Linked DNA regions of Homo sapiens: region 1 is linked to region 2. A link is a loop called in an ENCODE intact Hi-C map of the cell type or tissue named here. Cell type or tissue: endothelial cell of umbilical vein. All regions are shown on one strand. Links, peaks and the distances in the headings refer to the core of each region. The heading gives the core; the rest is flanking DNA.

Evidence for each region. A loop is a pair of places that touch in the nucleus more often than their neighbours do. Peaks named below come from ENCODE experiments on the same cell type or tissue, not always from the same donor. Only the 100,000 strongest peaks of a DNase experiment are listed, where the experiment ranks them.
Region 1: a loop joins it to region 2, with 29 times the contacts of the local background. A loop is called at or near these places in 1 of 110 quality-filtered maps.

The regions. Positions count from the first base shown.
Region 1 is chr12:20,217,469-20,222,855 of GRCh38, reverse strand. No RefSeq gene overlaps it. Among named protein-coding and RNA genes, the nearest start is that of LINC02468, 92 kb to the right of the region's middle. In endothelial cell of umbilical vein, for the core only: a CTCF peak has its summit at 2,334 (motif pointing right); a DNase peak (open chromatin) is centred at 2,345.
Region 2 is chr12:19,505,644-19,511,030 of GRCh38, reverse strand. The region is part of intron 5 of AEBP2 (AE binding protein 2); the gene reads right to left. It also overlaps the pseudogene RPL34P25. Among named protein-coding and RNA genes, the nearest start is that of AEBP2, 69 kb to the right of the region's middle. In endothelial cell of umbilical vein, for the core only: no CTCF peak of the experiment used is centred there; DNase peaks (open chromatin) are centred at 3,000 and 3,360.

The sequences.
Region 1 (5,387 bases), core at 306-5,305, 710 kb before region 2:
ATATACAGCCTTTATTATCTTGTGGTACGTTCTTTCTATACCTTTGTTGGGGGTTTTATCATAAAGATATGCTGAATTTTCTTGAATGATATCTCCTTCCATCCCTTCGCTTTTAGTCTATGTGTGTGTCTTTATAGGTGAGATGGATTTCTTGTAGGCAGCATATTTGAGTCTTGCTTCTGTATCCATTCAGTCACTCTACGTCTTTTAATTGAAAAACTGAGTCCATTTACATTCTGTGTTGTTACTAGTAAGTAAGGACTTACTACAGACATTTTGTTGCTGGTTTTCTGGTTGTTTTTTATCTCCTCTCTTTCTTCCTTTCTTGCTGTTATCCTTTATGGCTATGTAATTTTCCATGATAGTATGTTTTAATTCATTGCTTTTAACTTTTAGTGTATCTGTTCTAGGGTTTTGCATTGTAGTTACTATGAGGCTTACGAAAATATCTTATAGATATAACAACTTACATTAAATAGATAACAATTTATATCACAAAAAATAGTAAAAGCAAACGAAGAAAAAACTAAAAACTTCCCTGCATTTTAACTCAATTCCTTCACATTTTGACTTTTGGTTGTCTCAATGTACATATTTGTATATTGCCTATAACTTAGCTATTATTGTTTTATTATTGACTCATTTTTTAGGCTTCATACTAGAATTGTAAGGGTACTGTATGCCACAATTACAGTATTGAAGTATTCTGAGTTTTTGTATTTAATTTCACATGTGGATTTTGTCTTCAAATGGTTTCTTTGTGCACATTAGTGTATTTTTTGGAAAGAAAACTTTGAAGAACTCCCTTAGCATTTCTTTGTAAGAAGGGTCTGGTAATGGTGAATTCTCTTAGCTTTTGTTTATCTGGGAAAGACTTTCTCTCTCCTTCATATATAAAGAATAGCTTTGCAAGATAAAGTATTCTTGAATGACAGGTTTTTTTTTCTTCAGAACTTTGAAAATATTGTCCCCCTACTTCCAAGTGTGTGTGGTTTCCATTGAGAAGTCTTCTGGGAGATGAATTGGAGCTTCTTCATAAGTTTTTTGCCTTTTTTTCTGTTGCTGCTTTTTGAATTCTTTTTGTCTTTGACCTTTGAGAGATTGATTATTATATTTTGGGGGGTAGTCTTATTTGGATTGAACCTGTTTGGTGTTCTCTAATCTTTCTGTACCTGGATATTGATCTCTTTCTCAAGTTTAGGAATGTTTTCTATTATTCTTTTTTTAAATAAACTTTCTACCCCTTGCTCCTACTCAACTCCCTCTTGAACATCAATAATTCTCAGATTTGGTTTTTTGAGGTAAGTTTATATGTTTTGTGGAAAAAATCTTCATTCTTTTTCATTATTTTTTCTGTTTTACTTCTCTGACTGTGTAATTTCAAATAGCCTTTGAGCTTACTGATTTTTTTTTTTTTTTTTTTTTTTGGCTTGGTGTATTCTGCTGTTGAGAGCCTCTAAAAAACTTTTAGTTCAGCAAATGTATTTCTCAGTTCCAAGACTTCTGTTTGACTTTTAAAAGTTATTTCGATCTCTTTGTTAAATTTTTCCGATAAATTTTTGAGCTGTTTTTGTGTTACATTGGAGATCACTGAGTGTATTAGTCTATTCTTGCATTGCTATAAAGAAACACCGGAGACTGCATAATTTATAAAGACAAGAGGTTTAATTGGCTCATGGTTCTGCAGGATTTACAGGAAGCATGGTATGGCATCTGCTTGGCTTCTGGTGAAGCTTCAGGGAATTTTAAATAATGGCAGAAGGCCAAGTGGGAGAAGGCACTTTACACATGGTGAAAGCAGGAGTGAGAGAGAATGGAGGAAGGAGGTGCCACACACTTTTAAATGACCAGATCTTGTGAGAACTCACTATCATGAAGACAGCACTAAGCTACGAGAAATCTGCCCCCATGATCCAAACACCTCCCACCAGGCCCCACTTCCAGCATTGGAGATTACAATATAATATGATAATTGGTTGGGGACAAATATCTAAACTTGATATTTGAGGAAACTGAGTTTCCTTAAAACTGCTCTTTTGAATTCTTGGTCAGAGAGCTCACGTATCACTATGTTGTTAGGGTCAGTCACTATTTTCTTGCTTTGTCTCTTTGGGGAGGTCATCATTCTTTCTTTGCTATTGTTTCTTGTGGCTACAGTTCTATGTCTTTGCATTTAAGGATTATTTATTCCAGACTTCTCTGTCTGGCTTGTTTTCGTTACTATTGGTTATGTTTGCTTAGAGAATCTTTGTAATTTACCTGTTGAATGTCTTATATTTGTTCTCTAAGTCACTGCCTCCTTTTTGGCACTAGATGGTGCCTAAAGCCCAGATTTCTGTCAGCTCTACTAACCAATCAGAGTGCTGCCTATCTAGAACTGGGGAGGTCCCAAAGGGAGGTCCAGCCATGTGGAAAGGCTGGCTAGTGGTTCATGCCCAGGAGACCTATGGAACATACTTCTTACAGTATGATGCTGCCAAACAGCCACTATGATTTGGTATCTCCTTTGACAGAGTTACAGAGCAGAGTTTCCAGGGCTGGAGTTGGTAGTCTCACTTCCCTGCTTTGTCTCTGGCTGTCCTCAGGGATACGTCTCACTTCAGGCACTCGGAATGCTTCTCTTGGGTTGAGGCATGGACGAGTCACCTGCTAAAGAACCCAAGATGGTGGGAAAGCTGGTTGTTCACTTTATTCTCACTTTTCCAGTGTAGAAGCCATGAGTTGGGGAAAAGTTTCCACATGTCTGGTGCCAGGCAGAGTGAGGGGAAGGGTGTCATAAATATAAAAATCTGATTCTCTTACAATCCACTGAGTTTTTTTTTTTTTTAATTATTTGTGACCCAGGAAACTGACTTATCCTCACATTTGAGTTTTGATATATTGCTGTTGATGATCTCAGTGCTGTATATTTGGTTTTGGTCTTCTGGGGGAAAAGGGGTTGGGGAGTAAAGCCAGCTTGTGTCTATGCCACCAGTTTGGAACCAGAAGTCTCCAAGTAATTTATAAAAAACAGAAACTTATTTCTCACAGTTATGGAGGCTAGAAAGCCCAAGATCAAGGTGCCCACAGGTTCGTTACCTGATGAGAGCCCATTTCTCATACATGATACCATCTAGGTGTTCTCACATGGCAGAAGGGCTGAAATGTGCAAGAATGGGGTGAACTCCCTCTGTCATGTCACTTTATAGGGGCTTCTAATCATACTCCTGAGGGAAGAGGCCTCATTATTCAATCAGCTCCCACAGGTGACACCTCTTAATACTGTTGCATTGGGCATTAAGTTTCACCATGATTTTGAAAGGGTCAGAACATTCAAATTATAGCAGGACTACATGCTCTAAGTTAGGACATTGGAGATGGGATAAAACTCACTGCTTGGCTCATAGAAGTCTGGAAAAAGGAGTGAAAAACTCTCAGCAAGGTGGAAATGCTTGAATTATTCTGACCGATAGTATAGGAAGGGAAAGAGAGGCTGAAAGAAATGAGCACACGTCAATAAATATATAAGGCTGAAAGACCCATCACCCATCAGAAGATTATATTCCACAAGAAGGCCCAGAGGACCACATGTTCATGAAAGCCCTCAGGCATGCGTTGACATGAGGGGCTCCAGCATCACTAAAATATTCAGAAGATGTTTTGTTCTGCAAGGTAGAAATGTCAGTAGGAAAGGCAGTCACAGAGCTGGGCTCATTTATAACCATGAAGATGATGTTTGGGCTTCCTCATCCCAATAATAGAGACCAAGTGGCAGGGCTTAATAATAAGTTAAGCAATTATCATTAGCATTATGGTTATGCAATTATTATAATGACCAGCAAGGTTGAAAGATGAACAAAGTAGGAGCCAAGCAAAGCAAGCTTGACTCACAGGGGGCCATGCAGACCATTAATAGCATATGCCATCCCTATAAGTAAAAGAAATATGTAGCCAGGAAAGGTTCTGCTCAAAATCAATAAAAACAACAAATCATGAATGGAGGGGTAGGGAGATGAGGGCTATTTCCCAAATAAAATACCGTAAGCCTTGCTCAGTTATCAGGTCTGAGACAATTTTCAGATTTGGAGCTTCCCGATTTGGAGGGCCATTATCTAGGCCCCAGGGATCCACAGTAAGAAGAACCCTGTAACATAATGGCAAGTGTGTACTGTGATGATTCCCTTTTGTCCCTCCCACAGGGTCCTTGGGTTATTCACTCCAGTGACTGTATACATCCCCAAAATAGGGGGAATTGAGAGTTACTTCAAGAACTATTAGGTATTGGACATCAGTTTGTTTGCTATCTTCAATCCTGTGCAACTCCGGAATCTAATAATTGTTTTGATGAGAAAATCAGCCACAAGATCCATGCACTCCAAATCCAAATCTCCTGATTTAGTCCTTCGATATTTACTTGCTCATCAACTTTTGACATCATCAAACTGATTATGATCTTACATGGCTTTTCTAGTTGTTTTTAATGGGAGTCTTGGTCTGCCACATGTTACTCCACCCCCTTTCGGATGAAGCTGTATTCATCATTTTATCATCTTCTGGAATCACATATTTATTTCTCTATTCTGTTTTTTCAACAAATATTTACTTAATGACCATTGTATCATACACTACAAGAAAAGTGGAGTCAGGCAGAAAGTTCAAAAAAATCTACCATCTAGAAAAAGAAGAAAATTTGGGCAAGTCTAGGTATCACATAACAAATGCCCCAGCACTCTGTATATTCCTGGCAATACTCCCATCTCCTCCTCCCTCGTCTCCATTACTCACAACCTTGTGCATATGATTTGCTTAAGATTATCTATTATTGTTTACATTAGTCAGAGAAGCACTTGACTCCTAGGTCATTACCTGTCTCTGGGACCCCAAACCCATATCGCTCTGTATATCTCCTAACCTGACCTTGTCACCTAATATTCTCCAATTCCTAAAACCATTCGTTAGGCCCACCGGACTAATGGGTCAGTCACAGGGAAAATACTCTATATCTTCAAATGTGTCAATTAAGTTTTCCTTCATCTTTTTACTCTGAGAAATGTCTCCCCACCAGGGACATAGATTTCCACACAGCCGTATAACATGATAGCTGATTTTTCTGCTGTGGTCATACTATTCCCAGGTATGCTGGTAGATGTTTTCACACGGACACTCACTGTCCATTACCCTGTTATCTTCACTAACCCACTGGCTCTTCTCTTATCAAAATATAAAATTGTATATTTATTTTTGCCTTCAATTCCTCTCTTTCTGTTCTCTATTTAACCCAAACTAATTCAGATCTTTGGCCCTGTTTTAGTCCATTCTTGCATTGCTATAAAGAGAGACCTGAGACTGGGTAATTTTTTTTTTTTTTTTAAAGAGGTTTAATTGGCTTATGGTTCTGCAGGCTGTAC
Region 2 (5,387 bases), core at 191-5,190:
ATCCTGTCTCAATACAAAAAATTAGCCAGGTTATGGTGGTGCTTGCCTGTAGTCCCAGCTACTTGGGAGGCTGAGGTGACAGGATCACCTGCCCAGGAGCTGTGACTGCGCCACTGCACTCCAGGCTGAGCAACAGAGGCCCCACCTCAAAAAAAAAAAAAAAAAGTCACTACCTTAAAAAGCGATGTACTGCAGAATTACAGTAAAAATTGAGAACAAAAACTGTAACATGTCTCATTAGGGTATCTCTAATAGCTTTTCAATTGTCTACAAGTTCTGGCTCCGCTTTAATAAATAAAAGCTGCAAACCATTAGATTATGTACACATTTAAATGTGTTTTATTCAAGAAATGTGACCAGAAACCCCAATTAACATATCTAGACTCCAAAGTATGACTTTGGCTCTATATAAAACAAATTACTAAACATTCATTTACATATTCAGCAAAAATGTTTAAGTTACGTACGCTTCATTTTTTGATTACTCATTTTAACTCAGGCAATTAACCTAGGCAACTATAGGTCTCAGTTAAGTCAAATAAAATTCACATCAAATTTTTACTCCCACCATCCCAACACTTTCCTGCCTGGCATATGCCGTGTCTGCCCATGCGCATACACAATTATACATAGGACACATGCATTATCACCTTTTCTGCGTTGCCCCTCCCCCACAACTCCAATAATGGGTGAAAAGTCTCTAGTCCATGTCTTCAAAATGCTGAGTGCTTACTCTACATTAGCATGTATTACACCGTACTGCCATTGCTTTATGTGCCTACCTTCCCTCACCGAGTGTGGAATGTAGAATATGGTAGACAATTCAGTCTCTACCTTAGGTACTAACCCAAACATTTCCAATAAATGGAGAATGCAATGCAATATACTGGAATACTATGCAGTCATTTAACATTGGGTTTACACACACACTAATAAAAACAAGTGATAGGTGGGCAGAACACTTGAGGTTAGAAGTTTGTGACCAGCCTGGCCAACATGGTGAAACCCTATCTCTACTAAAAATATAAAAATTAGCCAGGTGTGATGGTGCACGTCAGTAATCCCAGCTACTCAGGAGGCTGAGGCAGGAGAATTGCTTAAACCTGGGCAGCGGAAGCTACAGTGAGCCGAGATCATGCCACTGCACTCCAGTCCAAGCAACAAAGTGAGTGAGACTCCATCTCAAAAAAAAAAAAAAAAAAAAAAAAAAGAAAGTAGCCATGTTACTAATATTATCGAAGTAAAAGGTTTTTCAACAACCCTGTCTCAATTTCACTTTTATTTTTCAAGCCAAAGTCTCACTCTGTCACCCAGGCAGTGCAGTGACATAATCTCAGCTCACTGCAACCTCTGTCTCCTAGCCTTGAGTATTCTTCCCGCCTTGGCCTCCTGAGCAGCCAGAACCACAGGCGCAGCCACTACGCCTAGGTATGTCTTTTTTATTTTTTCTAGAGACGGGGTTTTACCATTTTGCCCAGGCTGGTATCAAACTCCTGAGCTCAGCTGATCTGCCTACCTCAGCCTCCCAAGTGCTGAGATTACAGGTGTGAGCCACAGCACCCAGCCTCAACTTCACTTTTAATCATATATTTTCACAAATATATGTGAATTAAAGAAGCTTTAACTAATCAAGCCAAAGCCATGTTATTATTAAGAGAATGAAAATGCCATTTGTTTTACTAAGTATGTGGCTTAGCTTAGCCAACCAAAAGCATTCATAGTAGATGAAATTTTTTCAAGTCTTTTCATTTTTATTACTTAAAAAAGTTGCATTTTTCAATTTAGCTGACTCTGTGCTTGTGCCTTCAACACTTACACCCCAATTTTCTACTCCTTAATAAGGAAAGCATGTTTGATCCTGTCACAAACACATTTAGCACACATGGAACCACCACAGGCCCTGCTGACATGTTCTTTGCTTTGGACAATCTCATTAAGAACTTTAGGTCTCACAGCACGAACCCCTCCATGTCTGCCTGGGCACATGCCACATGCAGATTTTGGTGCTTTCCCAACGTTCTTAGTAAAAAGGTAAACAACTCTATTACCAAGGGTCTGGGACAGACTTGTTTTGTTAGAGGCTGTATTGTAGAAAAGCCTACGACAGTATGTCAAATGCTGGACCATTCTGAGTGCCTGCAGACAACGTTCCGGAAGAGGAAGAAGAAAGCCTTTGAAATATTTTTAAATGAATAAACAGTAAAGAAAAAATACTAATGAGAAGGAAAAGTCTCTAATTTACAACTTAAGGCATTTGTTTATCTCCTGGAGTTTTTTGCTGTAGTTGGTTTTATTTTAAATGAAAGGTAGGCCAATCAGTCTAGGTTTAAGCTTAAGGAATCTATGCAAGTTAACATCGATCTAACAGAAAGACCCAAAAAAGTATAAGAAAAGCAATATATTTTCCTTTCATTACCAGATTCTGAAAATTAAGATAATGCTTAAATAAAATAAAATCAGGCAAAACAATAACGTCAAACTCTTAAAATTTCCATATAAACAAAATTAGAACTTTAGTGTTTTAATAGTCTTAATCTCAATTTTTTTAATCAAGTTCCAACCACCCAAACAAAATAATCTTGTAATCCTGAAAACATATTAGGACTGAGTAAAAGCAGAGCTTTAAGCAAAAACAAAACACTGTCTCCACTATATAAAAACCTATGGTGAGGCCAGACGCAGTGGCTCACACCTATAATCCCAGCACTTTGGGAGGCTGAGGCAGGAGGACTGCTTGAGCCCAGGAATTCGAGGCCAGCCTGGACAACATGGTGAATCCCCGTTTCTAGTTTTTATTTTTTAAAATATGGTTTTTTTAAAAACAACAAAAAAAGTCTGTAGTCAAATAAATACTCTGATTCTAGACTTGGCAACAAAATTTAAAAGCCCAAACACAGGTCTGGAGCTGCTAAAACAAAATACCTCTACAATGAAATAATACACAAAAACAATGCAAGCCAACCAAGCACAGCAAGCCAACTGATTGGTAACTAGGATTTTGCTGACCTCTTCTGGAGAAGGCTCGAAAGAAAATATTTCAATTAATGAAATAAGGCACATTAGGCAAACCAAACAGTATAGTACCTCATAGCCTTCTTTTAACCAATTGTTTCATTATTTGTATTATTTTCTATAAAAGTTAATTTGATAACAAAGTAACTTAAATTTGCAGTTAGTACTGAATGTTTTTTACTACTAACAGAATTGATTCTGTTTAACATGTACTGCCTCCATCAAAACCTTCCCAGTTATAGAACTTTGGAGCTCCAATTTGCTCACCTAGCTCCTTTCCTTTCTATTGTGTCCAGCGAAGACCTTATCTCATTATGGATGTCTCTTCCTTCCACTTTCCTTCCCCAGGAAAAAAAATCATTCTTCAGATTACATTCCACCTTTGTGACTTTTCCTCAGTTAAGGTACCTCTGCCTCCTCACTGTGACTTAAGGGTGGACATCACTCATTCCTAGGTTTTTAAGCTTACAATATATGTAAGTGTCAATGTTCTTAAGCCCTCTCAGATGTTTTCCATAGCTCAAAAGCTTTTCATTTTCATGGACTATTTTGAGTCTGCGCAAATTTTTTATTTTCTTTCTAGACTTCTAATATTATTACCACTATTTTTGGTTCCTTCATTTTCCTTCTTTTGGAGCCATCGCTATTCCTCCCATGGTGAAGCTAAGGATTTCATCAAAAGGAGCTGCTCTAATGAAAGCATATGCAAGTTAGTGCTTCCCTTTTACATCACTTCTCCCTTATCTGTAGAGACACTAGCTCATTACTAGACCACCATTTCACTAAATCTATTGCCCTTTAAATCATTAAATGTTTGGTAAGCCCCAAACACTTCAATCCTTATGCTAACTTTCTCTTTATTTACACTTATTTCCTAGGTAATCTCATCCAGTCTGATACCTATAAATACCACAAATACACTAAAAATTCCCATATTTTCTATCTGTAGCCACACCTCTCTCCTCTGAGCTCTCAATTTATAGCCATCAGCCTAAGTGACAGAGCCACTGAATGCCCTATAGGCCTCTAAATATGTCCAAATTAGATCTCTTGATACTCCCCTCTCCCCAATCTGCTTGCCTGAGAGCCTCCACGGCTCTGCCACGGAGCTGCCCAGGCCAAAAAGCCTTGGAGTTGCTGTTACCTCTTATTCTAAAACCCAGTATCTCATCCATCCATAATTCTTGTCCATAGTAACTCCAAAAGATAACCAGAATCCAACCCTTATCTCCACTGCAAACATTCCAGTCTAAGCCACTATCATTCTCACTTGAAATACTGAAAAGACAAATTCCCCTTTACTCTCACCCCTGACTTTCTACAATTTGTTCTCAACACAGAAACCAAAGTGAACATGTTAAAGCCTGCATGAGGGAAAAGAACAACAGTAGGTTTTCTAGGGCAGGAGGTGGAGGTAGGAATGTACTACAAAGCTACACCAGAAAACTTCAGAGTGCTGGAACTATTCTATCTTAACTGTGGTGGTGCTTGCCTCAGTGAGTACAACTTTCAAAACTCACAGAAATGTATACTTTCAATGGGTACAGTTTATTATATATAAATTGTACCTCAATAAAAATTATTGACAGCAAGTTTCTTTACTAAGAGAGAAATAAAAGGGCCAGGCACCGTGGCTCATGCCTGTAATCCCAGCACTTTGGGAGGCCAAGGTGAGTGGATCACTACAGTTCAGGAGTTCGAGACCAGCCTGGCCAACATGGCGAAATCCCATCTCTACTAAAAATACAAAAATTAGCTGGGCATGGGGACGCTAATTTAGTACAGTCCCAGCTACTAGGGAAGCTGCAGCACAAGAATCACTTGAACCTGGGAGGCAGAGGTTGCAGTGAGCCAGTATGGTGTCACTGCACTCCGGCCTGGGTGACACAGCAAGGCTCTGTCTCAAAAAGATATTATATATATTATTTTAAAAACTAGGCCAGGCACGGTGGCTCACTCCAGCACTCTGGGAGGCAAAGCCAGGAGGATCACTTGAGCCCAGGAGTTTGAGATCAGCCTGGGCAACATAGCAAGATGTCATCTCTACAAGAAAAAATAAAAAAAAAACTCAAAAAATTAGCCAGGCATCGTGGTGTGCTCCTACAGACCAAACTACCTGGGAGACTGAGGAGAGAGGACTGCTTGAGCCCAGGAGTTTGAGGCAACAGTGAGCCATGATGATACCACCACATTTCACCCTGGGTGACACAGTGAAACTCTGACTCAAAAAAACAAAACAAACAAACAAACAAACAAAATCAGACCATGCCTATTCAACCCCCTTCAATGGCTTCCCATCTCACACAGAATAAAAGCTAAGGTCTTAGTCCACCAAGGTTCTGCCTATTACCTCTCAAACTTAACTCCTACTCTCT